2 separate regions of the Homo sapiens genome follow, and region 2 is linked to region 1. A link is a loop called in an ENCODE intact Hi-C map of the cell type or tissue named here. Cell type or tissue: dorsolateral prefrontal cortex. All regions are shown on one strand. Each heading gives the region's core, and the rest is flanking DNA. Links, peaks and the distances in the headings are about the cores only. Region 1 overlaps PPM1H (protein phosphatase, Mg2+/Mn2+ dependent 1H). Region 2 has its middle 48 kb from the start of PPM1H.

Region 1 (10,623 bases), core at 2,863-5,362:
AGTATAAAGAGGAGATTTGAATTGGCTGCATCTTGTGAGGCCTGGGCTAGACTGGCTGTCTAGGGTGAAAACATGTTCTAAAAATTCAGGATGTAGACCAAGAAAGATGGGACAATTATCCCAGCATTTAAGGGCTCTAAAAGGGGAAAATGGGTCTACTTATTTCCCGTTGGAAAACCTGAGAAAGGGCGTTTTTCCAAGGCCCCAGATCAAACCTACTCTGGGGTTGAAATAGATGGGAGGTTCCAGGCACGGTGGCTCACGCCTGTAATCCCAGCCCTTTGGGATAATCTCAGCACTTTAGGAGGCCAAGGTGGGTGGATCACTTGAGGCCAGGAGTTTGAGACCAGCCTGGGCAACATGGTGAAACCCCATCTCTACTAAAAATACAAAAAAAAATTAGCCTGGTGTGGTGGCACGCGCCTGTAGTCCCAGCTACTCCAGAGGCTGAGGCATGAGAAGACTGAGGCATGAGAATCGCTTGAACCTGGGCGGTGGAGGTTGCAGTGAGCCTAGATCGCGCCACTGAACTCCAGCCTGGGCCACAGAGTGAGACTCTGTCAAAAAAAAAAAAAAGACGGGAGTTAAGGAGTTAGGTGTTCAAGCTGGACTCGTACAGACTTGTCTGTTTGTAGGAGAGTTTTATGCAAACACCTACACTTCAAATTAGAGTAGATCTCACCCTCCAAGTAGTAGCTTAGTGTATGATCATTTGGGCTCCCTTGCTAGGTGGGGAGGCAGAGACCGCTTCATCCTTCTGGTGCTAGTAACAACAATGGCTCATTTGGGGACCCTTCCCTGAGTGTTTTTTTTGTTTTTGTTTTTGTTTGTTTTATTTTGTTTTGTTTGCTATGTTTTGACCGCATTGTTTGCAGACGACAGACAACCAAGTGGACCCTCAGTCCCATAGATGTCCCACAATCTGTATGACCCTGAGGCAAAGTCCACAGCCGTTCTCACTCCTCCCTGTCGTCCTCTCCCACAGGAATCCGAGGGTGTTTCCTGCCACTATTGGTCGCTGTTTGACGGGCACGCGGGGTCCGGGGCCGCGGTGGTGGCGTCACGCCTGCTGCAGCACCACATCACGGAGCAGCTGCAGGACATCGTGGACATCCTGAAGAACTCCGCCGTCCTGCCCCCTACCTGCCTGGGGGAGGAGCCTGAGAACACGCCCGCCAACAGCCGGACTCTGACCCGGGCAGCCTCCCTGCGCGGAGGGGTGGGGGCCCCGGGCTCCCCCAGCACGCCCCCCACACGCTTCTTTACCGAGAAGAAGATTCCCCATGAGTGCCTGGTCATCGGAGCGCTTGAAAGTGCATTCAAGGAAATGGTAGGTATTCCTGGGAGTCTGGGGCAGCAGGGCCAGGCTGGCGCCTGCGCCAGGTCTGTCCGTCCTTCCTGGAGGGCTCCCAGAAAGCGCACGGTTTTGCTGCCTGGCTCCACCTGGACGGCCCCCTGTGATAATGGGGCTTCCATTCCCAATAGAAATTGGCAGCAGACAGAGTTCCTGGCATCAAGTGCTGGCAAAAATGTAAAAGAAGGCTGAGTGCGGTGGCTCACGCTTGAAATCCCAGCACTTTGGGAGGCCGAGGCAGGAGGTCAGGAGTTCAAGACCAGCCTGGTCAACATAGTGAAACCCCGTCTCTACAAAAATACAAAAATTAGCCGGGCATGATGGCCGTTGCCTGTAATCCCAGCTACTCGGGAGGCTGAGGTGGGAGAATTGTTTGATCCTGGGAGACAGAGATTGCAGTGAGCCAAGATTGCGCCACTGTGCTCCAGCCTGAGCAACAGACCGAGACTGCGTCTCAAAAAAAAAAAAGTAAAAGAAGATGAAAGAGGGGGACAGTGCATGAGGTCAGAGGCTTATTAAATACAGGCCTTATTGCTTTTATTTCCTATATTCATATTGATGCCAGCTGGTACGATTGCACTTAGATGTGAGCATGATCACCATCTGTTTTACAGATGTGTATAAAGTCCGGTGTTGGGGGAAACAGGGTTTAGGAAAGTGCTCAAAAGTCCCCATCCTATACAGATGTGATCTAAGAACGGCTGTTTTACCACAACTGGGAATGTGGTTCACACTGCAGACAAAGTGCTGGAGGAGAACAGAGCCAGGGGCCAATATCCAAGAAGTCTTAGTCTTACCCAGGCATGTGGATTTGTCTGTTCGTTTCCATCTGAATGGGTCTGATCGGGAGTTCATCATCCTTCGCTGTTGGCCTCACTCCTGAGCATGTCCTCGGGAGAGTGCCACAGCTCTCGCTGTCCCTTGCTGCCCCTCTGCCTGGCAGGAGTGCACATAGAAGCCGCCTCTGCTTTGTTCTATGCCAGCTCTTTCCCTCTGTGAGCTTACTTTATCCTAAGCCAATTATTTTGGTTTTAAAGATTTTATTTCTTGCTCGGCAGCCTGCATACAGATAAAGAATAAGAGATATTTAAGGATATTTATAAGGGCTTGAGTTAGGCAAGTGGGCAGTCATGGCCTTAAAACCTGGAGATTACAGGCCGGGCACGGTGGTTCATGCCTGTAATCCCAGCACTTTGGGAGGTCGAGGTGGGTGGATCGCAAGGTCAGGAGTTCGAGACCAGCCTGGTGAATAAGGTGCAACCCCGTCTCTACCAAAAATACAAAAAAATTAGTCGGGCGTGGTGGCACATGCCTGTAATCCCAGCTACTTGGGAGGCTGAGGCAGGAGAATTGCTTGAATACAGGAGGCAGAGGTTGCAGTGAGCTGAGATCATGCCACTGCACTCCAGCCTGGGCAACAACAGCGTGACTCCATCTCAAAAAAACAAATAAACAAAAAAAAAAAACCTGGAGATTACAAAGTGATGAGAAGCTGTTAAATGAAGTCAAAACAGCTAGAAGCGTCTTGCCAGAACCGGATAGGCACATGGTGCATGTTCCAGGATCTCACGGCATCAGGTAGTGTGCTAAGAAGGAAAGTAAATAATGACTATACATATCGTCATCTGATTTGTTTGTAAGGCAAAAATAGTTCATATATTCACCCCTCAAATTTGCATCCTCTTTTTATTTAAACGTGTCCCTTCTTTGGTCTCAGCTTTTTCTCTCCTTGTTACAGAGATAACATTTACCCTTTGACTAGCAGGTGGTTTAAAATGCACCTTGCTGGGCGTGGTAGTGGTGCATGCCTGTCATTCCAGCTACTCAGGAGGCTGAGGCCGGAGGATTGTTTGAGCCCAGGAGTTCTGAGCTGTCATGTGGGTTCAGTGTCAATGTGGTGACCTCCTTGGAGCAGAGCACCACCGGGATGCCTGAGGAGGGGTGACCTAGCCCAGATCAGGTTATATCTCCAGTGCTTTTTTGTCACTGTATTCCAGCTTGTGCAACACAGCAAAACCCCATCTCTTAAAAAATAAAATTAAGAATAAAAATGTAAAAATAAAATGCACTTCTATCTCAAGACTGTCTGATAGCCTGCAACCCTGCAATCCCAATGAAAATACCAGGAGGCTGGAAAAGATTATTTAGGAAAAAGGGAATTAAGGTAGGAAAATTGACTCCCACTCAGTCGTGGTGTAAAATCTCACTCTCTGCCTCTGTAGAGGCTCTGATGTCAATAAATGTTTCTAGACACTAATACTCAGAATGCCAAGTATTGAATTTATTTTTTTAATTATTTAGGCAAAAATTTGACAATGGGCTCTCCTTGTAATGTAATGTAATGTAATTCAGTTTGCATGGTAGAAGTGAAAAATAAAGGAAACGTTGAGATTTTCATTTCCTTCAGTTGTGACTAGTGCCACAGGACATCTTTTACCTGGAGCTGCTGCATTCTCAATTTTGTCCACTAGAGGCCAATGTCACATTGACTCAGGACTCCACAGGGGTCTCAGGCTGTTCCTGCCCATTAATGGCTCAGGGTTGCTCTTAACAACTGTGCTGGCAAAGAAAGGTTCATTCAGAAAAATACTTAAGAGGCTCATTTTTAAAATATTTCTACTTTTAATGAACCAATTCATTACCTCAAATTTTTCTTGGAAACTTAGTCACCAGCAAAAACAACAATTGTTTGCTTCATTTTCATGTGTAATTCATTCAATCAGTAATATTTGTTGAGAACCAACTAGAAGCCAGGCCTGACTGGGAAAAGAATATTGAGCCGATTAGGCAAAGAAGGGTGTTAAACAAGTAAAATATAAATGGGAGGAGCCTTGAGAGGGGAAATACAGGGTGATGCAGGAGTCTGGTAAAGAGATGAAGGGAAAGGTTCCCTGGGGAGGTGATGCTGGGGTGTGGGGGCTCAGGAGTAGAGCAGACATGTGCAGGGCAGGGTTGGGAGAATGAATGCCCTGGGGCTCAGGAAACCTGGGTAACAAACCGAGCCTGAGAAAAAACCCAGGTAGGCCAAAGCCAGTAAGCCACCATTGCTGTGGTGGGAAGATAGATCTTAAATGTAGCAATGGCAGGTGAATGAGGAGGAAGGCTGGAGTGCCCCTGTGGAGACCCAGGCCCAGATGTGCCATATCATGAACCTTTAGCTTTAAGCTATGTCTCTTCCCTGTTTGTTCCTTTCAGGTTTACCCCCATGCCCTAGCTTCCTCTTCACACTTTTTCCCCCCAGATTGTCTGTCTAGGTCCCCAACCTGCCTACAGCTTACCGGGGCTTTGCACTGTGAAAGGAAAATAAAAACTGGGCCCCCAATCCACTATGGAAATTGGAAATCACTAGGAAAAAAAATTAAGCTGAAAGCTGAGTCGTGGAAGAAACTGTTTCCTTTTGTTCCTAAGCAGATACTACAGATGAATGGTTGAATATCTCCACAGGTAGCTACTCTGTGTTCACCTTACCTCACGCAAAGTGTTGATTTATTGATTTCCAGAGCCCCAGACTATCCCCTACCTGCTCCTTTTCTCTTGGAATATGTGGATGACCATACCCTCCCTCTTTCCCCTCCGGCCCACTTTTCCCCTTTAAATACTGAAGCCTTCAAATTCATCTTTGGAGAAAGGTACAGACTACAGACTGTCTCTGTGATCTGTGTTTTTTTTCTTCCAGGCATGTCCTTACCCTTGGCAAAATAAACTGAATGGATTGAGACCTGTCTCAGATACCTTTTGGTTTACAGCACCTTTCTGGTTGGCCTTATTAAGTGAGAAGCTCACCATTCTTTGGTTCTCATGGCACCTGGAAGGGTGGCCATACCTTGTGCTTTGCTGGGGACTGGGTCAGTGGGTGCCTGCTGTCTTAATTGTTAATACTCTCCCATTTCACTCTCAGATGTGACCTTCTTTGGAATGATAAGTCTTCTGTTTAATCACAGATGCTCTTGTTTTTCTTTGCGTCATCAGAGATTTCAGAGAAACTACACTCCTGTTTCATAGAAACAATGCCTGTCTTAACCTTATCAAATTGCTTAAGGTGAGCTTCAGAATCCACAGCACAGAAATTATACCAGCTTCAAAATAATAGCTGGAAGGCCATTGCCAACTCCTTTTTCTTTCCTCCCCCTCTCAATATTAGGTTTTTGAGAGTCATTGTCTTACCGTGTAAACCTTTGGTTTTTTGAAATGCCCACAAGCGCCACGGTGTGCCAGGCAACCCGAGGACAGTTCACACAGCTGTCTATAGCAGGACAGCTTTGAATTTTCCAGATCATTCCTAAACTTTTTTTTTCACCGCAGTAGCCACCCACTCTCTAATTTTCCTGTTTCTAGATGTCCTTTAGGTATTGCGGGTTTTGTGCCATTGATTTTCTATAATAGGAAATTCAATATTAAGTAAGAGTTGTCATATAGGCATTTCAGCTTTGTGGCTCTCTTGCCTTCTCTTCCACTTTTAATCCCTAAAAGTAAAGTTCCCCAAGCCTTGCACCTAAGCCTCTAATTTGCCTCACTGATGACATTTATGCAGCTGTCCCTCTGGAGATTCTGAGTGTCACAATATCCTTAAAAGCAGAGCTTCTCCTTCACTGGGAGTTTTTGCTTTATTTATAAGAGCTCAACAATGTGGAATCAGAATTCTTTGGACTCTCTTTGTTTCTGTCTACCTGCTTGTCTGTCTCCATCTGTTTGTCTTGTCCCTCAATGGAATGCTGTGATATTATGATATTCTGTCTTCAACTCCATGTCCTGACATACAACTCCTAAAATCCTTGAAATCTTCAAAGTGATAAGTATCTTTTTGTATCCTAATGAGATGACTGGTGGCTGGCAGCCCCTGGGTAGCTTCTGGATGGGGTCTGTTCATCAAAAAGACCAAGGCAGGATTAGAGGGCTGTGCAACTAAGTAGAATCACACAGTAAACTGCCGTTGATAATGTAGATGTCAGGTGTATTAATGTGAATAAAATGAAAGAATAGCCTAATTTAGATTTGCCCCAATAATTTGTGTGTGTGTGTGCGCGCACACGGGTGCACGCATCCTCAACCTCATGAGAGGGGAGAAGGGCTGAAGGGTGAGTTGATCACCAACAGCTGATGATTTAAACACTCGTGCCTATGTAATGAGGTCTCCATAAAGGCCCAAGAGAATAGGGCTCAGTGAGCTTCTGGGTAGCTGAACATGTGGAGGTCCCTGGAGGGTCACGTGCCAAGTGAGGGCATGGAAGCTCCACACCGTATGCATCTCTTCATCCATATCCTTTGTAATATCCTTTATAATGAACTAGCAAATGTAAGTAAATTTTTCCTGATTTCTGTGAGCCACTCTAGCAAATTAATCGAACCTTAGGAGAGGGGGGTCTTGGGAACCCAGATTTATAGCTGGTCAGTCAGAAGCACAGGTAAACCAACCTGGGGCTTGCGACTGGCATCAGAAGTGGGAGTCAGTTGGGGGACTGAGCCCTCAACCTGTGAAATCTGATGCTATCTCCAAGTACATAATTGTGTGGAATTGAACTGGAGGACGCCCAGCTGGTGTCTTCTGCAGAACTGATTGCTTGCTGGTTATGTGGGGGAAAACTCTCACACATTTGGTCACAGAAGTCTTCTGTATTGGTTGTTGTGGGATGAGAACAGAGGAAAAACAGTTTGTGTTGTTTTCACTAAGAACTGCTCTTCTCAGTCACTAGTATTTATTGAGCTTACATCTTAAAATCAGTATTCTTTTAGACACCACTGAGGAAGTAAAACATAAGATCTTATGGTCAGGCACTTTGGTCCACACCTATAATCCCAGCACTTTGGGAGGCCCAGGTGGGCAGATCACTTGAGGCCAGGAGTTCGAGACCAGCCTAACCAACATGGCGAAACCCTGTCTCTACTAAAATTATTAAAAATTTAGCCAGGCGTGGTGGTACATGCCTGCAATCCCAGCTACTTGGGAGGCTGAGGCATGAGAATCATTTGAATTCCGGAGGCAGAGGTCGCAGTGAGCCGAGATCACACCACTGCACCCTAGCCTGGGCAACGGAGCGAGACTCTGTCTCAAAAACAAAACAAGGCTGGGCGTGGTGGCTCACGCCTGTAATCCCAGCACTTTGGGAGGCCCAGGCAGGTGGATCACGAGGTCAGGAGATTGAGACCACGGTGAAACCCCGTCTCTACTAAAAATACAAAAAAATTAGCTGGGCGTGGTGGTGGGCGGTAGTCCCAGCTACTCGGGAGCCTGAGGCAGGAGAATGGTGTGAACCCGGGAGGCGGAGCTTACAGTGAGCAGAGATCGCACCACTGCACTCCAACCTGAGTGACAGAGCAAGACTCTCTGTCTCAAAAATATATATATATATATATTTTATCTGGGGGCATTTGTAGTCCCACATTATATGAATATAGAAATATGCAATATCTTATTTATTTTGATATTCTAAATAACAAAAGGAGGTAGTGAAATGTTGACACCTTTCCAAAAGGGATACACTGTTAAAAATGTTCAGAAACACTCAAGTCAAAATAAATAGTACCTATTTCTGGGGAAAAAGTAGGTACTAGTCACAAAATACAGACGAACAGAAGAGAAAAAAATGCTTCCAATGAGGGGAGATGGTAACAGTTTCATCAAATACTATAAGCTTCTTTGAGAGCAGTGCTTTTCATCTTTGGTCCTCGGGTTGCCTGGCACAGCTTGGGGCTTGTGGTGAAGGTGACCTATGACCACTGGTTTTTAATACTTACTGTGTACACTGTCAGAGGTAGGTGTGCCCCTACAACCCCCTGATTGTATCTCAGATCTTCCTTCATAGTGTGAAGGCTATGTAGCGAATCCCTCCTGTGTCCACTATGAAAAGTGAGCCATGGCTTCCTAAAGGACCAAAATCTCAGGAATTTTCCGACTGACTTCAATTCTGCTTCCCAGCAAGGCCTGGCTTAGCTCTGTTTTGTCACCTATTATATTTATATTGTCGCTTGGCCCAGGACAATAGGTATAAATAAGACAAGTGTCTTCTAAGTCCTGATTTCAAACCTCCTCCCTACTTCTCCACCCTCCCAAAAACATGGTTGAATAATCAACATTTCAGACTCATGGAGGAAGTCGATTCCACTGCAGGGTTAGTTACAGGAAGCCTTTGCCCTCCTAGGGATCAGAACCAAGTTAGCAGTGATTACCGTTTTAACCTGTTAACTATGGGATTTGAGCTCTGGACATAGCCGGGAGGATCTCAGAGTTCTATTTCCTTTTAAGAGTGGGTCTAGATTCCCCACCAGAGTCGGTTCTTAGGAAGGGAAGAAAATGGCAATATTTTAACTTATGGAACTACTATATGTAATTCCATCACTGGGTAAATGATTGGAAATACCAAGCAGCTAGACTTTGTTGATAAAAACCTTATAAATACATGGTGACATTGTGACAAAAAGGGGGCAAAGTTTATAGTTTAGAAATCTATAAATTAGTGTTTATAGATTAATTATAATAAATAAATTAGTGTTTTCCAAAATTAGCATGTTAATGGTAAATTGGGAACCCACATAGCTGTCTTAAATTTAAGTTGGTTTTGTTCTCTTTGTTTTTGTTAGAACGGGAAGTTTCTCTAGGAAGGAATGAGCATGTGATTCCACCAGCAGCCGGCAGGTGGCAATAGTAGGCAGTAGAGTGCTGGCTTTTCTTCCCCATTGCCTGGCTGGCAGATGGCCTTGTTCTCAGAATAAACTGGGATCAGATTTGGATACTAAAACCATGCAGAATCTGATTATTTGTGACTGACACTATTAGCAATGTGCTCAGAGCCGTGTTTTAACTCAGCTAGGGGGAGCTGCCAGGTCCTATTGAAACTACCCAACACTTGCTCCTTTCTGCTACCAGATATTGCTTTCCTTTTGCAACCTGAAATTGGTAGGAAACAAAGAATGACCTTGGAGTTGCATCATCTATGAGACTTTCAAACCAAATTATTACCATCCCGGGCAATATTTTTCTCTTGCACTTCTTTCCTGCTGAATTAGTCTCATTGCACACACATCTCTGTTTGCCTTTTTTTTTTTTTTTTTTTTTTGAAACGGAGTTTCTCTCTTGTTGCCCAGGCTGGAGTGCAATGACGCGATCTTGGCTTGGCGCGATCTGGGCTCACCGCAACCTCCACCTCCCGGGTTCAAGCAATTCTCCTGCCTCAACCTCCCGAGTAGCTGGGGTTACAAGCATGCGCCATCACACCCGGCTAATTTTGTATTTTTAGTAGAGACGGGGTTTCTACGTGTTGGTCAAGCTGGTCTCCACTGCCCGACCTCAGGTGATCTGCCTGCCTCGGCCTCCCAAAGTGCTGAGATTACAGGCGTGAGCCACCGCGCCCGGCCCTCTGTTTGCTTTCTCGGCTCCCGTTTCTCCTTGCAACAAGGAGCAAAATAAAATCCCACATCTTAAAAACTGGATCCATTGTTTGATTTAAAGATTAACCTCGCTTAAATGTTGTGTTTAAGCAGACACAACAGAAGATAACTCAGTCCTGCTACCTAGAAAGTTGCCCTGCAAGGTCTTCAGGACTATTGATTAAGCAGATAAATCAATTATCTTGTTAATTGAATCTTAAGAGTCATTTAATCGATCCTTTTAGACCATACTTGAATGATAGTATATGCATGTGTTTTGCTAATCAGTTTATTCTAGACACAGGGCTCGGGGTTCATTGACAGCAAAAATAGGGAGATATTCTAAATCAGTCCTTGCTTAGCACAAAGCAGTAAGCAGTTTTTCCCGTGGTTTCATTGATTTTTGTAAAAATACCAAAAACTTGAGGTTTTTAAGAAAATACTTCCATGTTTTTATTTATTATGTAGAATATTAAAAACTTAATCTAATCTGAAAGGTGAGGATTTGAAGAAAAAAGGTAGATAATGCAATGGTAAATGTATCTTTATTGACTTAATATATCATGTTTGCTCTGATAGTAAAAGAACCACCCAGATGGTCCTTTAATGTTCCTTTCAGTACTAAGATTTTGTGAAACATCTTTTAAAGAGGAGTAGGTGGTGTATGTAGGGAAAAAATAAATGTGCTATTTTGGCTTCTAGGGAGGAGGGGGAGGGAAGCAATTATTTTTAGAATATGTTCTAGTTGCACACGGTTTTAGAAGAAATAGAAGAGTGTGTTTTAACGACAGTGAATCCTTCAGGGGGATGAAGTCTATGGAAACACGTCTTTCAAATCCTTCCCACCATGATCCCAGAGAGGACACTTGTAATTAAAGTGTGTGTGTGCACATGTGCATGTATGCACA
Region 2 (10,623 bases), core at 3,495-5,994, 180 kb before region 1:
TTACCAGTTTTTAAATGCTTGAAGCATGTGAAAGAAGCTGATATGTTAGATTGATGATATTGAAATGTTTAGGAAAGTTAAATGAACATTTAAATGTTTAAATAATTTGATTTATGTAAATTATGATTTGATTGATCAGCTGTTTAAGTAGTATTTCAATGTTGAAGCATAGTTTGCTTAATCCATTTTTAGGATTAAGACACTGGGCATGAAACTCAGCACCAAATTTATGAGAATTTCTCTCCATGCATAGATGTTCCACATATATTACAGATCTGGGTGAGCTTTCAAAGATCTTCTCTCCTTTTTCCCCAAATGATCTCATATACTCCACTACTTTCAATTATCACTGCTATGCAGGTGATTTCCAAATCTCCAGACTCCTATTTCCAATAGCTAAATAAACATCTCTTCTCTGCTGCCACAAGCCCAACTTTCCTCCAACCAATTCATTTTTTTCTATCCAACTCGTCTTCTTCTTCTTAATCCTATCTGCCTGTTTAACTTTCTCCAGTCCATGCACAGTTAGATGACAAGTCTAATTATGTCTTCTTCCTTTCCATTCCCATTGCCAACACCCACTTTCTAACTCTCATTCTCTTGTCCTGAACTATTAGAGCAGGCATCTCATTGATCTCACCCCTCCCAGTCTCCATTCTTTCAACTCTGGTCAACTCATTCATCCTTCCTATATAACACCTCAATAATACAGTGTTTGCCAAAATGTGTTCCTGGATGCAAGTAGCAAATTCAAGAAAACCATGTTTCACAGACAAGTAAGCTTGGGAAAGGTTTCATACTATAGCCCATTCTTAGACAGTTACAACACTAGATTATAAGAATACAGAATTTCTGCATTAAACAAACAAAAAACCACCTATTTAACACAATTTCCAAGACATCACTGATCATGTAACTATTTTACAAAGTAATATGTACTAGCTTGCAGTGGAACACATTTTGGGAAACACTGCCATAAGACAGTTATGGTATTCTCTGTCTAAAATACCTTCAGTGGAGTCCTGTCAATTTAAAGATCCAGTTATTTGGCCCAACATATACACATCCCACAGACTAGCTCTGAACTGTCTCTTTAATCTTCCCATGGTACTGACACTCTTAGTTTCATTAAACCTAAACCCTTTAGAATTTGTGGTTTCCATGAGGTCCTAAATAGCAATTCCTTAAATTGCATCTTTCAGTGTTCTAGGTAAAAACATAATTACAATCATGAGTGGAACCAAGGGTTGCAAACAATCAAGTTTTGCAAACAACCAAATAGCTGGCTGTTGTAGAGGCGCACTTTCACCTCAAAACCAATATTTAGTCATCATGAGTTGTTTTATAGCTAAAATAAGTCAATTTGTACGAAAGTATGTCACATGGTACTAAGTAAATATTTATTTAATCTCAATAGTAATCCATTATATTTTGAAATCTGTATTTTCTTTGATCCTTACTATTGGTGCTAAAATTAATTAAAAATTATTTATTTTCTCAATGAAATAACTATTAAGTTTTTATGTTTTTTCTGCCTGAAATCCCAGTGCTACCAAAGTTGTTTAAACTTAATTTATTAGTCATTTAGAGTCCAAAGTATTTTTTCCTGTTTAAGAGACAATCTTATTGATCATATTATTTACTAATATCAGGAAGAAGGGCATACAACTTGTGAACTTTTAATAGAACACAGATGTATTTAATTATTTTGTGTTTCTATGGAAGTAATTATTCAATAATCACTCAAAGGCATATTATACAGTAGACCAACTAGTGATCAAGCTTTGATCATTCTAGGTGAACTTAATTTACCAAGAATATGGTATTAATGGAAACAGATCAAATAAGAAAATGGGAAGTAGTTCCTAAAAGTGCTGAGGGACTAAAAAGGAGATACTTCAGGCTTAAGCTCTGGAAATACACGTATTTTGTAAATTTTTACTTCTAGATATAATTGTAATGGCTATTGCATTAATGACTAAACTTGAATTATTTTAAATTACTTAGGGTTAAAATTCAGCCAAAAAAAGCATTCATATATACATAGACTCATCATGGAAGTAGAAACACTTACAATGGAATTTTATTTTTCTCTAATATAAAATAAGAACTGATTTATTTATTTTAGAAAATGTTTCATCAGTACCTATTATATACTAGTTCTTCTAGAGCACTCACTGGTGGGTAAGAATTAATTTATCAGTTCACAGGGATATAAGAAATCCTTTTATCAGGCCCTAGTTTAGATGGCTTGAAAGAGAAGCCAACAGCTGCAATGTCTGCTCATAAATTTTAAAAGAGAACTGTAAATATAAATTTGTGAATCTTTACTGCACCAATAATTTGAAGGTAGGTGGCAAAAAAAAAAAGCAAAACAAAGGCAGGAAATAACTCAAATGTGGCTTTTTGCCATTTCAAATAGAGTAAACTTAAATAAAAATTATAAATGGATGTAGTATACCAATAAAGATCTAGATCATGTTATCACCATAAACATCCCTGAACCACTGATCCTACCCCTCTCTGCTAACTTGATACTGAAGAAATCAGCACTAGGGTAATCCATTTTGAAGCGAGTCTTGCCAAAATCTTCTCTCTGGCTTCTACCTGTAGTATATTATCTTTTCTTCCCTGACATTTTATCTCTTTTGTTCTATTTGCTCCCATCAGCCTGAATTTCTGAATGTTTCATCTTTTCTTGGACACTCCAGTATACAAACATGTCTTCACTTTGGACATAATCTTAGTGGAATTCAACTGTGAGTTGTGTAAGTGTAATAAACAGCTTAACTACCATTCTGTAAGGAGGCTGCTTACCTAATCCAGCAGGCTCTTGATGACAACTGCTCATTGGATCCCCTAAACCCCAAATTTGTATATTACCACATATTTTTTTAAAAGTTATTTAATTCAGGATTTAACTATGAGAAATTAAGCAAGAATGGGTGAACCAAGTATATGGAGTGAGGAGTAAATGAGATAGAATCACTAAACTGACAATTTAAGCAAATACACACATATGCATGCATGCACATGTATTGACTTTCCAGCCCTACAAAGCTGGAGGAGAGGAACCCATTTGTAAAGTCTGTACTCTGAAGTCCATCTTATACACAAATTAATATTTATAAACATCTATTTGATTAAGTTGCTCCAAGGTTCAAAAACCACAGTTTCCATTGCCACACACTGGGGTACACAGTAGTGGGCCAAGAGGGACTTGGAACCATCGTTAAATGTGGCACATCTTTCTAGAGGGTCAGTTTTAATAGAAAATTTTAGAGAACAGCTTGCAATTTATTTGCTTTGTGATTCACTTGAAATTTTTAAAAATCAAAATAGACACAAATTCCTAAGGAACAGAATGCATATTCTCATTAATTTTTATAAAAGTTGAGACTTCAAAAAAATTTTGCGGCAGGCTTAAGGATCACTGTCTCTCCATCTTCTTTGGAAGCATATGTTTAGTCTTTCCCATCATCTGGAAACTTCAGTGAAAATGTTTGAAAAGTGGTGTCCTACTATGCATATTAAATAAAACTGTTCTCCATGAGTTTTTCATAATATACAACAAGGACCTTAAAAATTTGCTCACTCTTTGGTCTACTCATTTCAATTGTTGTTGTGTGCTGCTAACATTGGTTGAATGCTTGATCTGGGCCAGGCATTTCTAAACTTTGTACATGTTATTAACTCTTTTAATCTTCACACCAGCCCTGTGAGATACCTAATAATATTTTCATCATAAAGTTGAAAAAACTAAGGCACAAAAGGGTAAGCTACTAAGTAGCAGAGTCAGGGGTTGATTCAAGGCAGTAGGGTTCCATAATTCACACTCCTAACCAAAAGGTTGTTCTTCACTTATTACTGATATTGATTAAACAATGGAAACAATTACCCACCAATAGATTTAATTAAATAAATTATGATAAAACCATATGACAAACTACCCTCTAACCATTAAAAAGGTTGGTCTGAATGAACTGAATGTCCCCCCAAAATTTGCATATTAAAATGCTAACCCCCAATGTGATGCCAATAGGAGGTGAGGCCTTTGGGAGGTAATAGGTCATGAAGATGGTGCCCTAATGAGTGGGATTATTGCCATTATAAAAGGGACCCCAGGGCTGGGCGCGGTGGCTCACACCTGTAATCCCAACACTTTGGAAGGCCGAGGCATGTGGATCATGAAATCAGGAGATCAAGACCATCCAAGCTAACACAGTGAAACCCCAGCTCTACTAAAAATACAAAAAATTAGGTGGGCGTGGTGGCACGTGCCTGTAATCCCAGCTACTCGGGAGGCTGAGGCAGGAGAATCACTTGAACCTGGGAGGCGGAGGTTGCAGTGAGTCGAGATCATGCCACTACACTCCAGCCTGAGTGACAGAGTGAGATTCCATCTCAAAAAAAAAAAAAAAAAAAAGGGACCCCAGAAAGCTCTGTCACCTTCTTTCCACCGTGTGAGGTTACCAGAAGGTGGCAGTCTGCCACCCAAAAGAAAGTCCTCACCGGAACCCAACCTTGCTGGCACCCTGATCTCGGACTTCCAGCCTCCAGAACTGTCAGAAATAAATTCTTGTTGATTATAAAGTCACTCAGTCTATGGTCCTTTGTTACAGCAATCCAAGCTAAGACAGTCATTATGTACTAAAGTGGGTTAAGGGATGCCATAAAGTAAACAAAAGAGAAGCACTATAGAGCAGTGTCTATACTATGTATGTAAAAACATACCTAATAAAGTATGGATAGGAAATACACAAAAATATTAAGAGCAGTTATTATCAGAAACATTTTCTCATCCTAATGTTTCTGGGGAGAGGACTTCTGCCATGTGAACACTACGACTCTTCTCCTATCCACACTCCTCTTCCCTTTGTCACAGTGAGGTTGGGAGAAAGAATTAGAAATCTTGGTTCAGTGCCTTCCTCTTGCCTCTAATGTGCAAATCAAACAGCTATAGGCCAGCCCTGCCCTTATTCAGCCCTCCTTAAATTCTCACCTTAGTGCCTGGCTTGCTTCACCCTGGTCCCATGCTAGTAGAAAGGGGGTCTAACTCATCCCCACAGGGGAAGCTGGAGTTGTCCAGCATGGGCCATGACTAAAGGGTGAGTTTAAGCCTGGAGTATAGCATTAGAAAGGCCACCTGGCTGCCCAACAAGAAAATCCCCTTACTCTAATATAGGTTTCAGCAGTAATAAAGCTGATATTTCTAAGTCACTTTATCTGACTCCTGCGTTTATTTTTCACTTGATTTTAATTCACCAAAAAAGTGAGGGCTGGGAATGCCCTTTTTCAGGCCCTTTTACTTTTACCTTTTTCTAGTGTTTAAAAAAAATTTCGTGGCCAGGCAAGGTGGCGCCTACCTGTAATCCCAGCACTTTGGGAAGCTGAGGTGGGTGGATCACCTGAGGTCAGGAGTTCAAGACCAGCCTGACTAACATGGTGAAACCCCATTTCTACTAAATACAAAAAATTAGCCAGGCGTGGTGGCACATGCCTATAATCCCAGCTACTTGGGAGGCTGAGACAGGAGAATTGCTTGAATCCAGGAGGCGGAGGTTGCAGTGAGCCGAGATCACACCATTGCACCCCAGCCCAGGCAACAAGAGCGAAACTCGGTCTCAAAAAAAAAAAAATAGTATGACATATTATTTTAAAAAGTTACTTCCATTTTAAAAAATTATCTGTCATATGACATTCAAAATTCTTTAAAATCCAGCCCTATGTTCTTTGCACAAAGCTATCCAGGGCATTTCCTCCACTCACCCTACCCGCTGCTCTCGGTTCATGGAGAACTGATAGCTGTCCTCGGAAGCCCATGCCCTTCCAGCTCACCCAACCAAGCTCTTCACTCAAGCTTCTTCCCGCTCCTTCCGTGTCTCTTGTTGTTTTGCTGAACTCCTATTTATCCTTCAAGACTCATTTCAAAGACCACGTTCTCCTCAAACTGGTCATTGCTAGAAGACTACAGGGAATGGTTAAATAGACCAGGTTATAACCACTGGGGCAATGAAAGCAAAATAAAAGCTCAGGAATTGTTTTCTTCCTCAGATTCTCCCTTAACTAGTTATAATAACGGATACATTTAGAGGACATTTGAAGTTGAAAAGTCAGGTCTACTGTGGAAAAGCATTACCAATCTGTTGACAGCAGTGGTTCTCAAAGTATGGACTCTGGTCCATGAGCCTCAGCATCATCTGGTGATACCGTTTGGATATTTGTCCCCTAAAAATCTCATGTGGAAATGTAATCCCCAGTATTGGGGTGGGACTTAGTGTGAAGTGTTTGGGTCATGGGGGTAGAGCGCTCATGAATGGCTTAGCACCATCCCCTTCGTGATAAGTGAGTTCTGGCTGCAAGTTCACCCGAGATTTGGTTGTTTAAAACTGCATGTCACCTCCCTGCTCTCTCTTGCTCCCACTGTCACCTGTGACTCACCTGCTCCTCCTCTGCCTTCCATCATGACTATAAGCTTCCTGAGACCCTCACCAGACACAGATGCTGGCACCATGCTTTCTATACACCCTGCAGAACCACGAGCCAATTAAACCTCTTTTCTTTGTAAATTACCCAGCCTCAGGTATTTCTTTATACAACATCAGAGTGGCCTAATACACCCAGAAACTTGCGAGAAATGGAAAGATCTCAGGTGCCATCCAGACCTATGAATCAGAACCTTTGGTGGTAAGACCCTGCCAACTGTGGTGAACAAGAGCCCTTCAGGTGATTTTGAGGCATCTTGAGTTTGAGACACATGGGGTTACAGTAAGATGAAAAGAAGAAGTCAAGATGGTAAGGAATGGAATTCATTTTCAGTTGTAAATTTCCTGGTTGAGAGAGAGAAAGTGTTGGAAGCCGAAATATTTTAGTCTGATTAGCAGAAACTATGGATTAGCCACTGCAGTTATGTCAATGCCATGATGACTAAGGACAGCATGTTAACATTCTGGGTGAATCTTCCTGGAAAAGAAAGTGGAGGCCCCTTCTATGTGGATGTTGGGGACCTTTCAGAAGATGAGTGAATATACAACTTGTAGACCATGTCTCATCGGACTCCTGTCTCTGTGCCCACATTTTACCTTACAAATACTTCTAAGTTGTCATTTATTACAGTGTTGTAGTTAGGTATCTCCTTATTAGACAGAGACCTTTTCAAGGACAAACTCCACACCATTCATCTTTACATCCCCAGTCCCTGGCACTGGACCTGGCATCATTAGATCTTACACATTATTTGTTGAAAGAATTAATGGAAAAGAGGCATTAGAATCAATGTGAGATCTGCAGTTTCTGCATCTCCCATCTCTCCATCAGGCCTATTGCTCACCCTTAGAGAGAAATTGTTAAATGCTATTCACCAGCTCTCTCATCCTAGTTTGTAAAAAGAATAGTGCCCAAGTTTAAGCACTCCAAAACATTCATTCTTCGTATAACATTATCTCCATAATGCTTTGTTTATTCTTGTCTGGGCCTGATCTTCTATCTCTTGGCCAACTTCTATTTCTCTATATCCTGGAGACCAGAAGATGTCTCTAAATTCAATCTGTTCTCTGGATGCTTCCTATACTTCCTTGCCTCCAAGCTCTTCTCTAAACTCATGACTTTCCTTTTAGCCTTCTCAAGGGGTGACTATTTATTATCCTCAAATCATGCATCACAAGGTTGGGAGATGGGGTTGGTGTCCTACCTGCTCCCCATTATCACTCCAGACAACTAGTTCTGCTCCCTTTTATTAAAAACTACCTCTCTGGGGTCCATGCCACTTGGCTATACCAACCCTCCCTCTCCTCTTTGTTGCCATCTACTGTCAGCCTATCCAAGCTCCTTCACCCACTGAAGACTGACAGTTCAGTGTTGTTTCCTACTCAAGATCTGTCTTCATTCCTTGACCTTCACATCTCCAAAACCATCCACTTTTAAAGTCAGACTTTAGCCTGTGCTGTTATCTCTATGTGATCCATGCAATTTAAACATTCCTCCCGTGTAATGAGCCCTCTCCCTCTGTATTAGTACATTCTCACACTGCTGTGAAGAAATACCTGAGACTGGGTAATGTATGAAAAAAAAGAGGTTTAATTGACTCACATTTCCACATGGCTGGGGAGGACTCAGGAAACTTAGAATCATGGTGGAAGGTACCTCTTCATAGGGCGGCAGGCTGAGCAAAGGGGAAAGCCCTTTATAAAACCATCAGATCTCATGAGAACTCACTCACTATCATGATAACAGTACGGGGAAACTGCCCCCATGATTCAATTATCTCCACCTGGTCCTGCCCTTGACACATTACAATTCAAGGTGAAATTTGAGTGAGGACACAGAGCCAAACCATAATCACCCTATATCAGTTACGATTATCAATTACTATTATTCAACCATTCTTTGGCCTTATTGGAATCCCCAAATCTATTGCCTCTTCAACTTTCTTCAAACCAATTAGCGTCTTTTTTCTTTACTTGTCTTTTATCCATTCTGTTTACTCTCCTGTCTCTGTGTCTTTTAGTAGCATCACTCAAACAAAGCCATCAGTTCCTTCCCAGCCTGCACCTAGGCACATATTTCTGCTGGAGAAAGTCACACTGTGAACTCATAATCACCAATTTCAATGGGCCATCCACACTGAATAATACAATTACATTTCTCTGGTCAACCTGACCACCCCTACAATAAAATGTTCAAAATGCTTCTACTCTTAAATCTTTGCCCTTCCTCTCCCCTCCTCGTTCCCAGAAAATGACCTTTCTTTCTACTTAACAGATAAAAATCTCAGGTAGGGATGCTGTTAGGGCTGAATTGTGTCCACACCCCCAAATTCTTCTGTTGAAGTCCTAACCCTCATTGTCTCAGAATGTGACTGTATTTGGAAATAGAGCCTTTAAGGAGATAACTAAGATAAAATGAGAAGGGATGGGTGGCCCCTAATCCAATATGACGCGTGTCTTTTAAAGAAGAAATTAGGATACAGACACCTGGGGAAAAGACCTTGTGAAGACAGGAGGACAGTCATCTGCAAGCCAGGGAGAGGGGCCTCAGGAGAAAATAACCCTGCCAACACATTAATCTTTGATCTTTTAGTCTCCAGAATTGTGAGAAAATAAGTTTCTACTGTTTAAGCCACACATTCGGTGGTATTTGTCACAGTAACCCTAGCAAATTAATATAAATGTCCTCTTCTTCCAACAACCAAGATATAAACCTACCTACAGCTTAACCTGTTCTATGTCTCTTTCCTCTATTGTTATTATGTAACAGTAGAGGCCTTCCCACTCTTCCTTTTATCCTTGCTTTGGACTTCATCCTGTCCACCTCACCCAGCACCCAAAACTCTTCTCACTAAACCATCAAATATCTCACTTCTCTTTTACAGTCAATCCCCACCCACACTAGACCTTTCCAATTGCCTTATACATCTGTGAAGAAGGTCTCTGCCATTTAAATATAATAACCTCTTTTAACCTCATGTTTCTCTCCAGGTTCTATTCTATCCTGTCTCATTACAGCCAAACAGAAACAAAAGAAAATAAAAAACCATCTAAGTTTTGTCTTAATTTCCACATCCACCAATCAGAAGTCAATCTATTCCAATTTAGTTCTTATCATGCAACTTGCCAAAAACACCAACGACCTCCCTATCATAAAGACAATACATATTTTCTAGTCTTCATTTTGCCTGACATCTCTGCTGACCACCTACTCTTGGAATGTTCTGCCTCTTGTTTTCGAGGTCCAGTTGCCTCCTGATTTTCTTCCTACTTTTCTGGCTGCTGCTTCTCTTCTTTTTTATCTCATTCTCTTCTATCCACCATTCAAATTTGGAGCTCCTCTACATTCTGTCCTGGGTTTTCTTCTCTTCTTCCTCAATAATTATGATCGTATTTCTTCTCATATCAAACTTATAATGTTTCCCTGTTGTCCACCATAAGTTATTTAATACCCACCACATTCTCCTCCACCTCTCTTCGGCTTTTTTGTTTCCTTCACATAACACATTTTTTTCTGAATATCCTATGATTTAATGCCTCTATGTCTTTCCTTGGGCTGTTTTTCCTACCTACAAATACCCTTCCACTTTCTCCAACTTCCTTATGTCTAAATTCTACCCATCTTTTAAGTCTAAATTCAAATATCACCTCCCTGAACTCCTTCTCATCTTTCCATGAGAAGCATTCTCATTCACTATGATTCACTGAAGATTTTGCTTTGAATTCCTTGCTTTCCTTATTACATAATTTTCTGGGTACACACCCACAAAGAGCAGGAGCCCTGTCATTTTATTCTTATCTTAAACAGCACCTTTCAAAATGGCTTACACATAGTATGAGCTAAATGACTACCAACCTCTTCATGTCAGGCCATGGTAGATTTTTTTTCCACTCTGATAATCTATAGTATTTATTTTACGGCAGTTGACCATAGGCAGCCCTTTATTATTATTTTATGGGTTCATGTGTGCTGGCTGCCCCCTACTCAGTATGAATGCTTCTCTAGGACAAGATCATATTTCATATTTCTATACACCCTCCACAAGAACACTCTTCATCCAAAGAGCCCTTCTTTTCATAGAGGAGTGCCTGTGATGTGGCTGTTTCTAAATGGTCCATGCAGCATACCCAAATGAAT

Evidence for each region. Hi-C counts contacts between places; a loop is a spot of excess contacts. Peaks named below come from ENCODE experiments on the same cell type or tissue, not always from the same donor. Only the 100,000 strongest peaks of a DNase experiment are listed, where the experiment ranks them.
Region 2: it touches region 1 in a loop (3-fold over the local background); 10 of 110 quality-filtered maps call a loop at or near these places.

What each region holds. Positions count from the first base shown.
Region 1 is chr12:62,792,523-62,803,145 of GRCh38, reverse strand. It overlaps PPM1H (protein phosphatase, Mg2+/Mn2+ dependent 1H), which reads left to right. Exons shown (of 10, transcript NM_020700.2): 3 at 986-1,330. Among named protein-coding and RNA genes, the nearest start is that of PPM1H, 140 kb to the left of the region's middle. In dorsolateral prefrontal cortex, for the core only: CTCF peaks have their summits at 3,607 and 3,812 (motif pointing right); a DNase peak (open chromatin) is centred at 3,845; H3K27ac peaks cover 627 bases.
Region 2 is chr12:62,977,723-62,988,345 of GRCh38, reverse strand. No RefSeq gene overlaps it. Among named protein-coding and RNA genes, the nearest start is that of PPM1H, 48 kb to the right of the region's middle. In dorsolateral prefrontal cortex, for the core only: a CTCF peak has its summit at 4,491 (motif pointing right); a DNase peak (open chromatin) is centred at 4,484.